2 separate regions of the Homo sapiens genome follow, and region 2 is linked to region 1. The links are chromatin contacts, found by Hi-C or POLR2A ChIA-PET in ENCODE. All regions are on one chromosome and are shown on one strand. Each heading gives the region's core, a stretch centred on a gene start or an enhancer-like site at or near the end of the contact. The rest is flanking DNA. Distances are from core to core; before and after follow the strand shown.

Evidence for each region. Hi-C counts contacts between places; a loop is a spot of excess contacts on that map. ChIA-PET counts read pairs that join two places held with the same protein, here RNA polymerase II (POLR2A). Pooled maps may share reads with other maps.
Region 2: a pooled map shows a loop between it and region 1 (9-fold over the local background). The contact joins two enhancer-like sites. A Hi-C loop is called at or near these places in 1 of 50 pooled maps. POLR2A ChIA-PET finds 5 or more read pairs at or near these places in 2 of 52 experiments (OCI-LY7 and PC-9).

Annotation. Positions count from the first base shown.
Region 1 is chr3:187,941,186-187,947,575 of GRCh38, forward strand. No RefSeq gene overlaps it. Among named protein-coding and RNA genes, the nearest start is that of LINC01991, 32 kb to the right of the region's middle. Within about 2 kb of position 2,611, at least 3 of the 41 ENCODE cell types and tissues checked have a DNase peak (open chromatin) inside an H3K27ac peak, as active enhancers do; they include OCI-LY7, where a contact is called at or near this core.
Region 2 is chr3:188,214,321-188,220,710 of GRCh38, forward strand. All of the region lies in intron 1 of LPP (LIM domain containing preferred translocation partner in lipoma), which reads left to right. Among named protein-coding and RNA genes, the nearest start is that of FLJ42393, 39 kb to the left of the region's middle. Within about 2 kb of position 3,562, at least 4 of the 41 ENCODE cell types and tissues checked have a DNase peak (open chromatin) inside an H3K27ac peak, as active enhancers do; they include OCI-LY7, where a contact is called at or near this core.

The DNA of each region.
Region 1 (6,390 bases), core at 1,361-3,860:
CATTTTGAAATCCCCTTTAATATACCATCATTGGAAAAGAGTTGTACCAATCCCTTAAGATGGACCAACCCAGTTGGGTGTCAGTTTTAGTGACCATGATTACTGGTCACTAACTGTCCCACCTCCATTTCCTGTGAAAGCAAGTTCATCTAGGGATAGAGCAGATTTCATCAGATTTTCATTTGTTTTGAGCTAAGCTGCTTACTAGTAGCCAGAGAAGGGTTGATAAGGAGAAAGCAAGCAATAAACAAACAGACTGAAATTTCGTTCCAGATCTTAAAATTGACCCATGCGTGGGACAGGACCCTTCCATAGACATGTTTAGGGCCAGTGACTCTGGTCTTCTCCCTACATAAATGGGACTCACCTGAGCAAAGTAGTTCTCTGTCTGTGGAAACCCTATATGAATAATGATCCCCAGCATTTATGTGGAAGAAGGCCACACTAGCCCAGGGGAAGTACTGGAAAGTATTTATGTGTCTAGAGATTCCAGCTAGTCAATGTCACAGCTAAGACTGAAACAGCTGTCTCGGGACTCAGTGTTCCAAGAGTTCCCCTGTTAGAATGTATTAAGCAGCTACTCCATGCTAGGTACCGTGCTAAACTCTTCAATACATCTTATCCCCTTTAATCTCTATTAAAAGCTCTGGGAAAGCAGGGATTTCAGCTGTCTTGTTTATAATTTTATCTCAGTCTCAAGAACATCACCTGACACTTAATAGAAGCTCATTAACTATCTGTTAAATAAATTTAAATAAGCAAATTAATGAGGGAGAGGTTAATACCCCCATTTTAAAGATTAGGAAATTAACGCTCAGAGAGATCAATGGACTTGACCAAAGTAAAACAAACAAACAATAATAGCAGAGCTAGCATTTGAGCACAGGTTTTCTGAGGTCAAGGTCAGTGCTCTTCCCAACAGAGCATAGCTGCCTCTCAGCTTAACCACCTTAAAAACCGAAAATAAAATCCAGTTTAATCCTTTCAAAAATGTAAAGTAAAATTTGTGGAGCAAGCATACATTTCTTAATGCTCATCAGTTTTTTAGCCATCCAAAGCCTTCAGAAATCATAAGTGACCGTGAATGATTTTCCCACATAAGCAATATTAAAGAGATTTAAAAGGATTCCATTCAACTGGAAAACAAAAATAAACAACAATAACTACAAAGAAAGCTTGCAAATTTCATGGATATCAGGAATGTCTTTCTGATGGAAAACATATTTCCCCCAAAGGTCCTGTGGCCCTGGAGAACACTGATTTGAAACGTAAGTAAGTAAGAGACAGAAGCTGACCGTCAGGGAACAGCGGGTTAGGAGGGCGTGCCAGCATATCTTGTGGAGGACCCATGGACTCTTCACTTTTAGTTGTCTACCTTTCCCATCCCTCTCCTCCACCACAGTTGTGCAAAGGGATAGGACGTACACTAATTCTTGAGGACCCTGTAACTGTGGACAAGGACCTCTTGACTTCAGCTTTCCCAAGTGTAAAATAGAGGGATTGTCCTAAATGACACCTAGGAGCCCTTTCCTCTCTGCCACAGCCTCTCTTTCCCTTTCCTCTGTCCTTCCCGCTTCTCTTCCACCTAGCTCTAGACGGCGCAGGCACTGGGTCCCAAAAGCGGCTTTGGGGACTCCCCGCCCTGCCGCTGCTGGAGCCTCCTCATGCAGCTGCACAGCTAACCGCTGCCTCACCCTGCACTGCTGACCACTCTGATTTACCTATGCAGATGAGGCAATAAATATACAAGATCTGCTGAAAGTGAAAAGTCCCTCATTCCTCACATTACTTTTAGCCTTCACTTTCCCTAAGCCAAGGGACAATGAATGACCAAGATAAGCCTCCCTTTCCAACACTGGCCTGCCTTAGGGACTCACCGTCTGCACTCCGCCTGCACAGGTGGAACTGAGTTCAGATGAGGGAGAATTGCTTTCCATTGTTCAGTAGGCTTTTTGTAATTTCTAGTTTTGCTTACCTTTCCTACTCACCACACACACAAAACAGTGTGAGCTTTCTCATTCTAGTGCATAAACACAGGTCGGTCAATACCCACAAGTGTTCCAAAAGGTGAGCTGGCATTGCTGCCCAACTGGGCATTATAGTCCCTTCTGTCCCTGCCCATCAGGCTTGCCTTCCTCGGCAACCTTTCTAGCTTGAATTGTACTGTGACTCCTTCTCACGGACCACTCCCGGAGACTGGTGAAAGTTGGGCCCATTCTTGAAGCCTCTGCTTCTAAATCATGTTTTCCATAAAGTCTCCCTCATCGTGCTTGCTTCCACCTTCTCCTATTTGGAATTACTGGTGGGCTCTTCCACTGTCCCATAGCAAGTGTTCTATACATTCTGAAGGCACATTTGAATATATACTTTGTCATGGTTGCTTGGAACCATGTCGTCTTTTCCAAGTAGGCTGTGAACATTCAGTGGCATGGATCATACCGTGCCCATGTTAAAATTATTCACTGGCCTGACTAAAGGTAATCATAACTCTTGATGCCGACTAATACTGCAGACACTTTTCTTTCCTACGGCTTCTACACTGGGGAAGACATATGGGGCTATATAAGGGTTAAATAGAAGCTCTGTGATTCATTCAGTCCCACCCTAAAATGCTTCTTCCAGCTTCTGTTGACTTCTCCTGTTACCAAGCATAAAACAAACATTACTGTCTCCCTCTCCCTCATACCTATTTTCTTGGTCCCCTGGGTTGCACTCCCTTGCCAGGCTCTTTTCTTTCTGATCCAGCTTTCTTTGAACATATTTATTTGCGTTTCACTCAACACGTGTCTCAAATTGCATCACCAGTTTAATTTGAGTTTTAAGCTAAGATGCTAGAGCTTTTCTCTTTCCTGTCCCAACAAGTACTCTTCATTCATGTCTTTATTAATTCTTCAGATAACTAAACAGCAGCCAAGACTTTGAGGGATGCAAATTCGAAAGTGATCCCTTTCCTGACTGCAAGGTGATCCCCGTCTGGTAGGGGAGATAGGACATGCACAGAAATAGTTAAAATACCAGGTAGATGGCAATAGGAACCCTTAAAGGGCAGGCCAAGTAATCGAGTGTTCTATACACTCCTGAGGGGGGAGGGGTCATTCCTCTGGGAAGGAAAGAAGAGGGTAGGATTAGGAAAGACTTCACAGGGGAGGTGGCATTTGAAGTGGGCCTGAAAGAGTGAGGTTGGATTTCTACTTGCAGGGTAGGAGAATTAAGCAGAGGGAGAAACACACTAGCAAAGGCTGGAGATGGAAAAGTACAGGACGAGAAGAGTGAGTCGTTTGCCTGGGTTGCAGCACTGCATGCTCAGACGGGAGCACTGAGGAATACAGCTGAACAGGTAGGTTGAGATCCATGTTGCGGGGTGGAAAGGAGCCGGAAAGGACTGGCACAGGGAGACCAGTTGGGAGGCTTTTGCAACCTCCTGAATGAGAAGTGAGAGGGCGGTGGTAGTTAAGAAAAGTAGGATGGGTGTGAAAAATGTTTCAACAGAGATGCCTAAATTCTTCCAACTCACCTTGACTAATTCTGCTTAATAATGCATACACCTGTTTTCATTGCAAGCATTGTGCTACCTCTCCCTGCCCCCACTTTAGAAGCTTATCATTTTATCTTCCAGGTGCATGACTTTCTGCCCAATTACTTGTTTTCAACCCATCAGAGCAAGTCAAGCATGCATCTCAGAAGTCTCACTGTCACACTTGGCCTAGGTTGCCCCCGTGCACTGTCTCTGTTCTCAGTATTCTGCCTCTGCATACCCACAGAACAATAGCTCTAAGTTTCCCAGACCCTCGTGTGGAGGCTTGGTCAAAAGGCGAAACCTGAAGAAATACTTTAGCACAGGATGAAGGAGGAAGTGGCAGAAGGGTAAAACCAACCCCTGTCAAACTTCACCAAGTGGCTCTGCCCCGGACTCAGCTCCACCACATCCTACTCTTATTGGGAGGCCAAGCAAGAAGGACTAAGGTGACTGGGACCTGGGCAGTGGGAGAATGGGCAGTGGGAGAAAGATCATGAGGAAGCAGAAGGGGCTTTGTTTTGGTCCAGGGAACCAAATCCAGCACTATAACCGCCACCAGTCCTGGGAGTCACTGGCAGAAAAAATCAGAACAGGGAATGCAAAGGTGCTGCTCTGCCTCTACTGAGCACCCCTCCCCATCTCTAAGACTCATTCTTATATTCTATAAAATGGGGATTATGACATCCACCTGTGTGTCCTGTTGACCTGTTTGTAAAGGTAGAATAAGGTAAGTGAGTATGAAAGCACTTTAAACATGTAAAGCACTATATTACAGGCTTTTTCTCACTCAACTGACCCTAGTCATTAGGATGGGTAGACATGACAAGAAGGAAGAAGAATGCAGATGCCGGGGAGCAGAGACTGTGAACATCTCAATTTTGCATAACAGAACTATGGTGATTGGTCTTATGGAGCAGCTAGTCCAGGTTCTCATTTGACAAGGAAGCTAAAGCCCAAAGAGGGGAAATGAATGTTCCATGGTCAAGAGATGATTCAGAGGACAAACCCTGGTCCCACGGATGCCAGGCCAGTCCTTTCTCCACCCCACACCTCTGGTTGCCCAGTGTGAAGGTCTCTAGGATGGAGACCGCAGGCCCAGAGTCCAGGCGTGCTCAATTCCTGAATTACTGGTGAGTAAGTCACACAACTGAAACTAAGGAAGAGCTTAGCATGGGGCTGGATATCAGACACCATTTCTTTAAATCATTAGGTTTAGAATCCTGGATAACCATTTCCTAAGATCCAGAGCATTCATGTCCTGAAAAGGAAGACTCAGTTTCAAGTTTCCTATTGCCCTTTTCTCCTCTATCCCCATGAATTATTTGGGCTCTGTGATAGGAGAAAAACGGATGATTCCTCTGACTAGCTAGTAGCTGTTAAGTATCAAAGGCATAGCGAGTGGCAATCCTGCAACAAACATGTATAAGTACCTTACCTTGTTTCATCTTCATGACAACCCTGGTAGTAAATCATCTCAGTACTCTCAGTTAAACACACACACACACACATACACACACCCTGAGACTCATAGAACTCAAGTGTCTTCAGTCACAGGCCAGTGCCAGGTGGTGTCTCTCAAGACCTCCCCAAAGTACAGCAAGCGTTTTTATTTTAATAGGAAACAACAGCCTCTACTTCAAATGCTTTTAGAATGAGCTCTTCCATAGTATCAGAACTGTTGAACGACATGACTGTTTTACCCATGAGATTCTATAAATACAGACTCCCTCTGTTTCATCCACTAGTTTGTATGTTTCTGTCTTCTGATGAATTCATCATTGCACAAGCATTTTTGGAGGACAGCATTGTGCTGTGAGCTGAAGGGCTGAACCATACCCCTGCCTGCAGGGTTTTGAAGTCTGGTAGTTGTCCAGGGAGCATGTTGTCAGACAGCTCCAATCAGGAGAGGACAATTGTGTCACAAGAGAGGTGAAAACGTGTATGTGAGATATAGAGATAGGAGAGGGGAGAAGGGAATGTGTCTGCGTAACTAGAGGGTCTAGTGAGTTTAGGGAGGCAGGCAGGGCTGAGTTGTCTGGGCAGAGGGTAGGTTGAAGGAGGAAGAGAAGCTGGAGTTCAGGCCAGAAATAGTCTGGGGCTGATGTCTTGGGGGCTCTGAGGCTGTGCTAAGGTGCTTGCTTCTTCCCAGAGTTTGCCAGTCCTAGATGTGCGCAGACATAGGTGGTACCTTTGCATGACTTCTTAGAGCCTCAGTTTCCCCTTCTGTAAAATGGAAGACATGAATGTTGCCTCTAAGGGACCTGTGTGAGGGTGGGCCAGGGGAAATTGGTAGCACAATGCTTTGAACTCCTCCAGAATACGATGTGAAGGGAATGCAAATCACAGTTATTTATAATGGCAGCAAACTGAGATGCTGAGAAGACGTTGCTGCAGGCCGCCAAGCACTCCCTCTGGAAATCCTGAAAGCCTGCTACTGCAGGGCTGTGCCCAGATGCCAGCTGGAAGCAGGCTTATCTCTTCTCAGTTCCCGGTGCTTCTTCCGATCCTGCCAGGATGTTCCTCACAAAACAAACACTAATCTCCCTGCATAGTTCCACCTACAGAGGAGGAAGCTCTGCACCCTTCTGCCCTCCCCCTTTAGAAAACCAAGCTGAGTTCTAAACTCCCAGGTCGTGACAAGTTCCCATTTTGTGTCATCATTGCCTCACCAGGTAGCACTCTCAAGGCTAGACCTTTGGAGGCGGGAATGGCATGGCCTAGGAAACAATCTAATGTCTCGTTAGTCTCCTAAGACAGCCCTTCACTTCTGGAGCCGCCTCATCCTTGTGCCAAGCTTGTGTTGGGCACAAAGCACTCAGGCATCCAAGGAGGTAATGTGCAAGGCAGGGCAGTCAGGGGCGTGGCCCAGAAGG
Region 2 (6,390 bases), core at 2,312-4,811, 270 kb after region 1:
GGGTTTCACCACGTTGGCCAGGCTGGTCTCAAACTCCTGACCTCAGGTGATCTGCCTGCCTTGGCCTCCCAAAGTGCTGGGATTACAGGCATGAGCTGCTGCACCTGGCCTCGGATCAACTTGAGGGCCTTATTTTCCAGTGCAGGGAAGATGGTAGAAATATGTTTTGGGGAAGCATTTTATTACCAGTGGCATTAGGTGGCAGATGTAATAGAGCAGAGGAAGTGCTCTGAGACCTATGTTTGTTCTGGCCAGTTTTAAAGAGAGGGGAAGCGACTCTCTAATCTGCTTTGAAGCAAGTGGGAGGAGGGAAGTTGCACAGGACTCCCAGGAACCTGTACACAATCTGTCTCCTTCTGTGACCAGCTGAGGCTGGGTGGTGACTGTAAGCCCTGTTCATGAGACAGGAGGAGAGAGCCTTGAAGAAGGAAAGCCTGGGGTGTTTTTCTGTGGTGCTGAGGGACAGGGACAGTAAGAGGTTGGAGTAAATAATACCAGTATGAATACTAATACTCTGAATAAGGACAGCTGACAAGCATTGGTTGCTTAATGGGTGCCAAGCACAGGGCTAAACACTTTACCTAAATTATTGTGGCACTATAGCTGCCTTTGAGTAGGAACTATTTTTTAAAATATTATTTTTAATTTTGGTGTAATACATATAAAATTTGCCATCTTGATGGTTTTTAAGAGTACAGTTCAAGCCTGGGCATGGTGGCTCACGCCTGTAATCCCAGCACTTTGAGAGGCCGAGGTGGGCAGATCACTTGAGCCCAGGAATTCAAGTCCAGCTTGGCCAACGTGATGAATCCCCACCTCTACTAAAAATACAAACATTAGCTGGGCCTGGTTGCATGCACCTGTGGTCCCAGCTACTCAGAAGGTGGGGATGGGAGGATTGCTTGAATCCAGGGAGTGGAGGTTGCAGTGAGCCAAGATTGCCCCACTGCACTTTAACCTGGATGACAGATCGAGACCCTGTCTCAGAAAAAGAAAAAAAAAAAAGAGTACAGTTCAGCAGTGTTAAATACATTCATATTGCTGTGTAATCAGTCTCCAGGCCTCTTTCATCTTGCAATCTGAAACTTTGTACCTATAAGCAACAGCTACCCATTTTCCTCTCCTCCAGCCCCTGGCATCCTCCATTCTACTTTCTTTCTCTATGAATGTGACTACTCTAGGTTCTGTATCTAAGTGGAATCATACCGTATTTGTCTTTTTGTGACTGGCTTATTTCACTAAGCGTAGTGTCCTTAAGGTTCATCCATGTTGTAGCATGGGTCAGAATTTCTCCTTTTTAAGGGTGAATTATATTCTGTGGTAATGAATATACCACATTTTGTCTATCCATTTAGGTACTATTTTTTAACCTCCATGTTATAGAAGAACAGCAACCAGAGACTTCAAAGGGTTAATTAAGTAAGTGGCCCAAAGTCACATAGTCAGTAGTGGAGACTAATTTTACCTAAGAATGGCATGTGATCAGGAGTAAGCAGATATTGGATTCTAATTGGCAAGAGTGTGACAAATCAGGGTGCTTCTCAACTGGATGGTGACACCTCCTTACACCTTGCTATGGCATTTCAATAAAGCAAGTGTTCCAAAGGGCTGTACGCAGCTATGCTTCCTTTCTTTTGTATTGGGCTCTAGGAAGCCCATAGCTAAATTTAAAGCTCACCTCTAGCAAATGGTATGAGACATCCAGCTCTTATTTTTTGTATCCCTTTCTCCTTTCTTTGCTTTATTTTCTCCTCTCCTTACCCACTTTCTCACTTAAATCATGAACTATTAGCATCTTTTGTCAGGTACCTCAGATCATTTCTGGAACAAGGCAGAATATATAGATATGTGGCATGATATCTAATATTTTAGTAATTATTAAGTCTGTGGAATAGTAGGCCAAAACTGGCCATGATTTTTCTGACTTGACTCTGCTCGTCTTCTTCTTCTTCCTTTTTTTTTTTTTTTTTTGATGGAGTCTCACTCTCTTGCCTAGACTGGAGTGCAGGGCGTGATCTTGGCTCACTGCAACCTCTGCTTCATGGGTTCAAGCCATTCTCCTGCCTCAGCCTCCCGAGTAGCTAGGACTACAGGCACTTGCCACTACACCCCACTAATTTTTGTATTTTTAGTAGAGACGGGGTTTCACCATGTTGACCAGGCTGGTTTTCAACTCCTGACCTCAGGTGATCTGCCTGCTTCAGCCTCCCAAAGTGATGGGATTACAGGCATGAGCCACCACACCCCACCTAACTCTGCTCATAATGCAATGTTTCATCTGGGCAATGCCCTGCCCCTTTCTGAGTCTCACTTTTCTCACCTGAAAGAGGAGGTTACTGTTGATGACAGTGAACATTTAGGCTGTGCTGAGTTTTACACTAAGCATCCTGTCTCTAACTCTCCCAACACTCCCACAAGGCAGGTGCTATTATCCCCATTTTACTTTTGAGAAAATTAAGGCCTAAAGAAGTGAGAAAGCTTGTCCAAACCGCTATAGCTCTTGGGCAAAGGCATTAGTGACCAATGTGTATTTGACTCCAAAGCCCAGGATGTTAGCCACAGTGCAGGGCTACTATCCTTTTATACAATCTGTCAGGCTTCTTCCATCCGTGGCATGTATTCATCTAATTTTATTAAATCTTTATTGAGTTTCCACTTAGGTGCCTTGCACTGTTCTGGGCATTATCCCAGTACTCGATTTAGAGCAAAGAGTAAGACACACACAACAACGATCTCTTGGTGCTTACACGCTGCTGCAGGTGTGTGAAGGAGGCAGATAAAGGAACACTTAAACAAGAGGGACTGATAAGTAACCCAAGGGAGGAGTCACAAAGGGCATTCTGACTGTGAGTGAGTGGGGAAGGACTCTGGGAGGTTATGTTTAAGCTGAGATCTGAGTGACAAGGAGGCCACCTTGTAGAAGTTGGGGGAAGAGCACTGCAGGCAGTGGAGACGGTCAATGCAAAGGTCAAGGCTGTGAAGTGGGAAGGAGTTTGTGTTTGAGGAACAGAAGGAGACTGATGTGCTGGCAGGATGTGGGCTGCAGGGGAAGAAGCAGGAGAAAAGAATAGGGTCTAGCAGGTGGTGGTAAGTGAGAGACCTGAGCTTCTTAGACCTGAGTCCAGATGTGATGGGTTATGTGTTACAGGCATCTTTCCAGCTGCTGTGGAGGGAACCTGATAGTAAAAGGGAGTCAAGGGTAGAAGCAAGAAGGTTAGGCTAGACTTTTACCGTAATTCAGGTGTGATGTGGTGGTAACTTTGACTAGGGCATAGAAGTTGGGCAGGAGAGGTAAGTTTGGGGCATGTTTGGGAGTGATCGTCTATAGGATCTCAAGTGTGATTTCCTTCAGAGAAATGCTGAGCTAAATGGGCAGGAATCTGGGATACTCAGAGGGAAATGAAAATAGGTGCCCTAGGGGGTTGCCCAGATAAGCAGCTGGCGTTCCAAGACCAAAGAGTATCTGTTTCTCACCCCTCTCCCATTTAGTTTCTAACCTTGAGCTTTGGGCCAGTGCACAGAGGATGGTGGCTTCCTGCCTTTGGCTTCCCAGCTGAGAGCTGTTGGAACGCCCCAAAATAAGCCCTGCAGAACGTGCAGCTTCCTTTGCTCTCCCTGGGTATTTTTGTAAAACATTCTTTCCCACCAAGAATGAGGAACGTTCAGAGTGATGCTGACTTTATGGGCTGTATTTAACATGTTGTTTTTTCATGGTGTTGTCTGTTCATGCAGAGATTTCTGTCTCCTGTAAACTCCCTGGTAAGGAATCTTCAATCTCCATGTGAGATGGGTCTGGAAGGCTCAGTGGGAGCCCAGAAGAGCTGGGGTTTGAAAGCCTCTCCTTGTCTTGAGGACTGGACTGCGGTCCAAGGGCACCTACCAGCCCTCTTTTTTCATTTACATTTGAATTCACAGTTGCTGCCCTTTGGCAGTTCCCTGTAATTCCTTTTAACAGGCTGGGCTTTCCTGCAGATACTTCATTTTTCAGGTCTTGGAGAAGTTAGGTAGTGGCTGAATCAGGTAGAGAATCCAAAATTCTGACCAAGCCCCATCCTCTAGCCACCAGGCCAAAGCAACTTAGCTTGTGACCTCATCCTCCTGTGTATCCCCTGGCAATCTTATACTATAATCAGCCTAAGCCCAGAGATGCTCAGAAATCATACACTAAGTCATCTAAAACTCATTTCTGAGGCTTTCTCATGCGCCCCTCTTGCAGTCTGTAGTTACCAGGTTTTCAAATAATTAGCATAATCTCTTAAAAACAGTGTTTTGTTATTGCTCATTCAAGTTTCTTCTAAAATTTCTTTTATATTACCTATTCATTGAGTTGACAAACATTTATTGAGTTCTTACTGTATGCCAGGCATTGTGCTAGGTGCTGGGGATTGATTCAAAGATAATTTGGAGGCGTATGGAAGGGGAGTGGATAATTACAGCACAGTGAGATAAGTGCTATAATAGGGGGATATATAAAGAGCCAGAAATAGCACTATGAATAACATCTTTGAACAAATTGCCTTCTTTTTTCCTTTTGGATTATTCCCTTATGTATATTGCCCAAAGTGGGATTACTGGGTCATTTAAAAGATGAAAACAATTTGGCACAAAAAGATGTAATGACTTGCCTGGGGAATACAGCTCAATTTTCAACAGAGAAAGAAAAAATTGTTGACAAATCCAGATTTAGATCACTTTACCAGGAAGATGGGGCAGTTTTTATACTACCCTTTCAACATGGTGGCTTTTAGGGGCGGGGTGGGGGGGATTTATTCTAAACATGTTAGCCTGCGTGTAGGAATCACACGTCCTCATATTTAATCTCACAACTTGATTGTTCTCACAAGAACCTAGCTGTATACATATTATCGTTTCCATTTTACAAATGAAGAAACTGCACCCTTGATAAAAGGAAGTAAGTTGCTCAAAATTCCATAGTTAATAAGTGTAGAATCCAAGGGTCAAGCACAGTTCCTTTTATTCTTTGACTCTATCCTGTTCCCCATGCTGTGTTTACCAATTGAGGGTACCTGTGCTCTAGCCGGGGCCCGGAATTTAATATTTAATGAGTCACGGAGGCTCTTAAGATGATGGTCAGGCTCTATGAAATAGGTGTAGATTTTCTTACCTCTGAAGTCATAGCCAGGGAACAATGTCTTTCTGTATATTGACCTGAAAGGACCCAAGGGCGCATTATTCCTGACCCTGGCTCAGGTGCTGAAAGGCTATTTGCATAGCCCTACTGTTAGAGCACAGAATCCCAAGTAAAGCTGAAACCATGCCACAGTTTTGCTGTGAAACATTTATTACTTTTCTAGTACTTAACAGTATTAAGTAAAAACTCCTGCCCCTGGTATCCAGGACCTGTCATAAATGGACACCAACATCGGTCCACTGTGGGTCCATGTGGGTCCTTGATGCTCCTGCTTACATATCTTTAAATCAAACACATTTCCTACCAACCCCCAGATATATCTTGCACTTTCTCACCTTCATGCCTTAGCACATGCCTTTCCTTTAGCCTGAGATAACCTCTCCAATCTTCATTCATAGAACTCCCAATCCTCCTGTAAACTTCTGCACAGACGCCATCTTGGGAAGGGAATAATCCTTGATCACCACCTGCTCTCCCATCCATTAGAAGTGATCTCTGTGTTCTCTGTTCTGCTAACTCAACCACAGTTAGCTGTGAGGCAATAGAGTACAAATGTATGCTGCATATGAGCATGGGATATGGATTTGAATCCCGGCTGTGATACTTCCTCACTGTCAGTTAACTTGCTTGAGCCTGAGTTTTCCCATCTGCCAGATGGGTGTGATACAATAGGTGCTCCCCCTGAAACCCACCATGTTGACAGGAGTAGTATAAAAATGGTCTGATTCTCCCGGTGAGGTCACGTAAATCTGGAATCGTCAACAATTTTCCTTTCCTTTGTTGTCATGACTTTTTTTTATGACATCACCTCATGTCATGTCACCGTGTGGTATGAAAATTTGCATTGTTACCTGTGCTTCTTCTGTGGCACTTGTCCTCCCTTACTTGATGTCTTATCTCTCCTTCTAGACTGGGAGCTCTTCAAGGGCAGGGAGGGCATTGCATCTTTGAAGGCCTTGACATATGGATACTGCTACAAAGTTTCCTTTAAGGGAAAGGAGGATTCCATACAACCTAAGTGGTGACATCAGCACAGGCTCATTACTAATCTCATGTCACGAGGTTTCAGGCCTGGCTGAGAACTCTGTGAGCTCTGTGATGTTGAGCTTCAGGCACATAGAGTACAAGCTGGGTAGGCCTCTGGCTCCTGCTTAAGAGACAGCAGAAAGGCTGGATGGAGCCTGTCTCCAGACCAGCTTCTTCTGATTCAAGGAGTTGGGTGGGACTGGCAGTTCACT